Linked DNA regions of Homo sapiens: region 2 is linked to region 1. The links are chromatin contacts, found by Hi-C or POLR2A ChIA-PET in ENCODE. All regions are on one chromosome and are shown on one strand. The core of a region is the stretch at or near the end of the contact, and the rest is flanking DNA. Distances in the headings are between cores, read along the strand shown. Region 1 has its middle 29 kb from the start of PRKCA. Region 2 overlaps PRKCA (protein kinase C alpha).

Region 1 (3,253 bases), core at 430-2,929:
ACCCTGCCTCTACAAAACACTTTAAAAATAATTAGCTGGGCATGGTTGCCTATGCCTGTAATACTAACTACTCAGGAGGCTGAGGTAGGAGGATTGTCAGAGCCCAGGAAGTCCAGGCTGCAGCCGGATGATGGAGCAAGACTCTGTCTCTAAAAAATTTTTGTAAATAGGCCAGGCGCAGTTGCTCACGCCTGTAATCCCAGCACTTTGGGAGGCCGAGACGGGCAGATCACGAGGTCAGGAGATCAAGACCATCCTGGCTAATGCAGTGAAACCCCGTCTCTACTAAAAATACAAAAAATTAGCCAGGCGCGGTGACGGGCACCTGTAGTCCCAGCTGCTTGGGAGGCTGAGGCAGGAGAATGGCGTGAACCCGGGAGGCAGAGCTTGCAATGAGCCGAGATCGCGTCACTGCACTCCAGCCTGGGTGACAGAGCAAGACTCCGTCTCAAAAAAAAAAAAAAAAATTGTAAATAATAATGATTTAAAAAAACATTCAGGCTCTTTCTGATACTTATGCATGGTCTAATGAATTCCCTTTCTTCTTGTTTGTGCAATGGCTGTCTCTAACACAAGGTTTAGACTTTTGAATACTTTTTTTTTTTTTGCACAGATACCGTTTCTTTTTCTTGTTTAGACACAGGATCTTGCTCTGTCACTGTCACCTAGGCTGGAGTGTGTAGCTATCACAGCTCACTGCATCCTCCAACTTCTGGGCACAAGGGATCCTGCCACCTCAGCCTCTTGAGTAGCTGGGACTACAGTTATGTACCACCCAGGCCCAGCTACACTTTTTAAAGAGATGGGGGTCTTGGTACATTGTCCAGCTGGTCTAGAACTCCTGGACTCAAGCAGTCCTTCTGCCTTGGCCTCTCAAGGTGCTGGGGTTGCAGGCATGAGCCACTGTGCCCAGCTTTTTGTTGTTGTTGTTTTGTTTTCGTTTTGTTTTGAGAGACAGGCTCTATCTCTGTCTCCCAGGCTAGAGTGCAGTGGCATAATCATAGCTCACTATAGCCTTGAATTACTGGGCTCAAGCAACCCTCCTGTCTTAACCTCCAGTGTAGCTAGGAATTTAGGTGTGTGGCACAACACCTGGCTGATTTTTAATTTTTTTATATAAATGGAGTCTCACTATGTTGGCCAGGCTGGTCTCAAACTCCTGGCCTCAAGCAATCCCCCTGCCTTGGCCTCCCAAGGTGCTGGGATTACAACCTTGATCCACCATGCCTGACCAGCACAGATAATTATTAATGATTGTTTCATACTCCAGATGTCAGCTTGCTTTGCAAAAATGTAGCAGTATCTATTATGTTCTTTGTAAAGATACGAGTAATAAAAGCTCACACTGCAAAATTTTCACAAATGTAATTTCATTTATTCTTCACCAAAGCCTTATTTTGTGGATCAGAACATTGAGGTTCACTGCCATCATGACTGATTTTCTAATTGTTATGATATCCTTCTGGAAAGGTGGGGTTTTTTTTTGCTGTTATCGTACATCTCAAGGGCCTTTAATGGGATGAGTGACTCACTGTAAAGTTTGTAAGTTGGGTGACTTTATCACTGACATCCCTCAGGAACAGCCACAAGAAGTAAATGGGGGTGGATTTTTAGTGTTTGCCACTGACACATTCTTAGTTTTAGCCAAAAAAAAAAAAAAAAGAAAAAGAAAAAAAGAAAAAGCTAAAGCAACTCATTACACAAGAATGCCGCCCCGTCTTGGACTCTCCTCTTCAACAAGGATGATTCCTGCCCTGTAAAATTACATTGTAAGAAACGTGTCAAAGATGAAAAAATTTGGAAGCATGTTCAATCAATAAGATTGCTGGAAAGCAAATGGAAATTACATTCTATCCAGGGAAAAGGAGAGCCAGCCACCTGCCAGAAATGGAAAGTTCACAGGACTGAAAAATAGCATCTGGCTTCCTTTGCAGTAGAATGTGGAGCCAAAAAGATACTTTCACTTAAAGGCAGTTAGGAAATTACCAGTTTGCTGTGAAGAGCACTGACCAGAGGGTGGGGAGAGGTGACAGAGGACAGCCACTGGAATCGGAGGAACCTGGCTGCTGATCTGGGCTCCTTCACTTCTGGGATAACCCCAGGCAAATTATCAACCTCTCCGGGCTGTTGTGGGAATTAAACAGAATAATGCATACAGGGCCCCTGTTAGCATCATATGCATCTAACATGCTAGTCCTCTTCCTCCACCCGTTGGGATCACCTTGTGACTTTCACCTTTTTTTGGTTGCTGTTGTTATTTGGTTTTTCTTAGTTTACATCAGACACCTTGTGCAGTGGGCGCCATCTCCCTTTATGGAAGGTGAAGAGGCCTCATGCTTCTTGCCTCTGACACGTGAAGAACAGGAACACGAACAGGCCTGAACTCTTATGCACTTTCATATCTTTTTGTTTTTTTTTTTTTTTTTTTTTTTTTTGAGGCAGGTTCTCACTCCGTCATCCAGGCTGGAGTACAGTGGCACAAACTCGGCTCACTGCAACCTCCGCCTCCTGGGTGCAAGCAATTCTCCTGCCTCAGCCTCCTGAGTAGCTGGGATTATAGGTGCCTACCACCATGCCTGGTTAATTTTTTTGTATTTTTATTAGAGACGGGGTTTCACCATGTTGGCCAGGCTGGTCTCGAACTCCTGACTTCAAGTGATCTGCCTCCCTTGGCCTCCCAAAGTGCTGGGTTTACAGGCATGAGCCACCGTGCCTGGCCGAACTTTCATATCTTCATTTGGATTGCCTGAAAGCAGAACAACAGGCAAGGGCATGGGTGTCGGGAGTTTATTTTGGGAGTCATCCTAGGGAGCAAGGCTGTAGGAGTGAGGAAAGTGAGATGTAAAAGGAGGTGGCAACAATGAAGGCTGTCTTGCTGAGCTTCTCAGTGTGGACACTGGAGCTCCATCCATCCTGTTGGGGACCATCTGATGAACAATATAGAATGAATCTCACAGTTACTCTTAACGGAAGCCTAGAGCAATTTCACTCCTGGTCATGTACCCAAGAGAAATGAAAACATATGTCCACACAAAAACTTGTATATGAATATTTATAGTAATGCTAGTCATAATAGCTAAAGGTGGAAACAACCCAAATATGTCCATCAACTGATGAAGGGATAAATAAAATGTGGTATATCCATACAGTGGAATATTATTCAGCCATAAAAGGGAATGAAGGTTTTTTTGTTTTGTTTTGTTTTTTTGAGACAGAGTCTCGCTCTGTCATGTAGGAGTGCAGTGTGTGATCT
Region 2 (3,253 bases), core at 421-2,920, 250 kb before region 1:
TCACAGACTCCTCCTCACCTGGGGCAATAGGCAAGCGTACCTTCCAGGCCAATGGCACTGTAACCTAAGCTCTGTGAGCACAGAGATTTGTCTGCTTAGTTCACTGCTGGATACCCAGGGCACAGAAGAGAACCTGGCCCATAAAAGGCAAGCAGTGAAGATCTGTGAAATGAGAAGAATAGACATCTCCTAGGTGTTCTGATTGAAAAATTACAGAAGAGCTCTGCAGTAGGAGATGAGAACTGGATTCTCACATCTAAGATAGTACTAACTGTACATATGGGTCATCTCAAGTCAACTGTTTATAAGTCAGGGACTACCCGTATTTAAAATTAGAGTAGAGAAATGATGTGCTAAGACATTCCCACATCAGTCTCCCAAAACAACAGTAACAGTTTCTTGTGACTCAAAAACAAATGAAAGCATAATGAAGGATACTTCCTATATTGTTCCAATGTAACAAAAATGCTCTTTGCTAACTTTAAAGGAATCTGAATCGCAAGCAACAAATTAGCAAAACACACAGTCTTCCACTGAACAATGCCCCTTACAGAGTATCAGGAATTGAAAATCAGGGCACACAGTAAGTTTTGGGAAAGAAGTGCAGTAAATGTTTTTGTTGAATGTTGGAGCCAGAAGACCCTAGCAGTTGTCTAATCCCCCATCTCCTCCCACTCACACACACCCTGTATATGTTGCAGAGGCTGAGGCCTGGGAGTTGCGAGGCTTGTCTGATGTCACCCAGCTAGTCAGCAGCACAGATGGGATAAAAATTGAGGAGTTCAGACTCAGCTCTGAGCTCTTTCCACTACACCCTGCTGACAGTTTTCAGCCTTACTTGCAGCATAAACAAGCTTTTGAATATAAGCAACTATAAATAGTAATTAGTCAGAGTCTTGTATTAGATATGTTGACATCATCAGAAGGCAATTCTGTTCATTACAAGCCCCTCTGACGCTCGCTCTGAAAGTTGCTGCCTTCTTCATGTCCACCAGGCACCACCCTGGACCTGCCTTAGGTCCAAAGTGCATCCTTCCAGCATCTTCCGGCAATCTGAGCTTCATTACAATGTCCCCTCCTCCTGCCGGAACTCACCAAATAGTCAGGTGCATTCGCTTTTTCTCAGCCATATTCAGGGAAGGGAGCATGATTTTTCTAATTCTTTTGCATGTTCCCACAGTACTAAGCAGGGATCTGACATACACATTTTGGTTAAACATAAGCTAATATTTACTGAATGATTACTATATGCTGGGCAAAGAGCTAGGCATTTTAAATGCATTATTTCATCTAATTCATCCCAAAACTCTATAAATAAGTAGGATTGTTTGTCTTCTGCCCACAGACAAACTGTGGTCTGGAGAGGTTAAATGCCCTGCTCAAGGTCATACAACCAATAAAAGATGTTGATGCTGAGATTCAACCCAAGTGCTATTTGACTCCAAAGTTTGTGCTTTTTAACTCCCAGTTTTTCCTAAGAATGACCTGCCTGAATTTCGGGGAGGAACTGGGGGAATGCATTTTGGAAAGTATCCCAGGTGATTCAGATGTGCAGCCAAATTTGGGAAGTCAGTGCCCCACACTCTGAAATCCTACACTGATTGACTCATCTTGCTTCTTCTTCTGCAGCCAGAATGACAGTGTGACCAGAACCTGACCCAAGCCCACCTCTACCAGGTGACTCAGGCCACACACACTTCAGAGAGTACTGTCTTCTCTCCTGTATACAAACTTTAATCCTTCCCATCCAAATCCTCCCTGGCCATCTCTGGATACTGTTGGAAACCGGAGGGCACCAAATCTTTATTCCGGGATCAGTAACAGAATTCATGATGACACCAAAGGTCTATCAAGGAAGTCCTGGTGGCACAGCCCAGGAAGAAGCAGAAATCAAGACCCCACTGGATTCATAGTAGGTTTCATTATGAATAATGCCCTCTTCCTTTGGGGCCTGGCTTCTTCTTTTTTTTTTTTTTAGTGAGCGACCCACACATACTACACATCAGCCAATGACAGACCCAGCTAGACAGTCTCACACTATTTTCCCAAACTTCAGAACAGACACTATGGTTTTCACTGCTATGCACATAAACTGTGTGTCTTAACCTTCCCTCCTGCAAGCATGCTTCTAGTTTGCCTTGGGCAGCTGGTTCCTCCCCTTCAACAAAGGTGGGGTTCAGCATGAACCCCCAGTACAGAAGGAATTCGGTCTCTTTATTCCACAAGCACACGGCACCTGGCGCTGGACTGAGCCTCTCTGGGAGATCACAAACAGGAGCTTCCATTTCCATCCCACATTTCACTTCGCTCAAGGTGCTCCTACTTCGATTACTGTCCCCTCTTCCCCCTGCCTATTCTCTCCTTTCGGTCCTGCCAACTGACAAGAGCTCCTTTCTGCCTAGCATAACTGAGATAAACTCATAAAGATACTACTAAATGCTAACAGGAAATAAACATAGAAACTGCAAGAAGTGAAAAAAAAGTGGGCATTATAAAACACTGGTGTTCTCATCCTGCCATAGTCAGGTTCCACTGGCTTTGCCCCAGGTGGCCTGCCATTCGGGGTATCCACCAGCTCTCCCCAGGGGCACGTTCCTCCCACGGGGCTCCTGGTCCACATCCACCTGCAGGACCCGTCGCCCAGGAGCTCCCTACTGGACATGTTGAGGGATGTGTGCTCCAAACCAAGAGAAAGACCCCTGTCTCTGTCATACAGGGTGGAAGCTAAAATATGGCTAAGATGGAAATGAGAGATTGAATAGTAGCTAAGGGAACCACAGACTGAAGAAAGAATTCTTTCAGAGCTAAATTTAAGTTCATTCCTCAATTCTTTCCTTCACTCAAGTATTTTGTTATTTCAAAGAGCATTCTGTATTCTGAAGATTTATCTAACACTAGAAACCAGGTGTCCCTATTTCCCAAGCCAGTGTTCTTGCCTTTCAAGGAGTCAAGAAATACAACAATTCTTGACCGTATTTTCTCTTCTCACACATATGGCATAAATCCATAAACCCAAGAGGCATTTATTCTCTACAAGATATTTGAATTTGGCTGAGACTGGTCTTCTTTTTCTTGAAAACAGTCCTACTGCATAAAGTCCTTCTTTTCAATATTTACTGTAACTTAACACACTAAAGAATCCAGCTCCAGCCAGATGACTTGATTCATCACTGCATAATTGGATGTTTACTTTTGTTGTCCTAATTAGCCAGAAAGGAAAAAAAAAGTCACAGTTTAGTCTTTCTTAGAGAAA

The links. Hi-C counts contacts between places; a loop is a spot of excess contacts on that map. ChIA-PET counts read pairs that join two places held with the same protein, here RNA polymerase II (POLR2A).
Region 2: a map of PC-3 shows a loop between it and region 1 (5-fold over the local background). The contact joins two enhancer-like sites. A Hi-C loop is called at or near these places in 1 of 168 maps with a recorded cell type or tissue (PC-3). POLR2A ChIA-PET finds 5 or more read pairs at or near these places in 3 of 52 experiments (GM12878, IMR-90 and activated CD4-positive, alpha-beta T cell).

What each region holds. Positions count from the first base shown.
Region 1 is chr17:66,271,602-66,274,854 of GRCh38, reverse strand. No RefSeq gene overlaps it. Among named protein-coding and RNA genes, the nearest start is that of PRKCA, 29 kb to the left of the region's middle. Within about 2 kb of position 1,679, at least 5 of the 41 ENCODE cell types and tissues checked have a DNase peak (open chromatin) inside an H3K27ac peak, as active enhancers do; they include PC-3, where a contact is called at or near this core.
Region 2 is chr17:66,521,533-66,524,785 of GRCh38, reverse strand. The region is part of intron 3 of PRKCA (protein kinase C alpha); the gene reads right to left. Among named protein-coding and RNA genes, the nearest start is that of PRKCA-AS1, 110 kb to the right of the region's middle. Within about 2 kb of position 1,670, at least 6 of the 41 ENCODE cell types and tissues checked have a DNase peak (open chromatin) inside an H3K27ac peak, as active enhancers do; they include PC-3, where a contact is called at or near this core.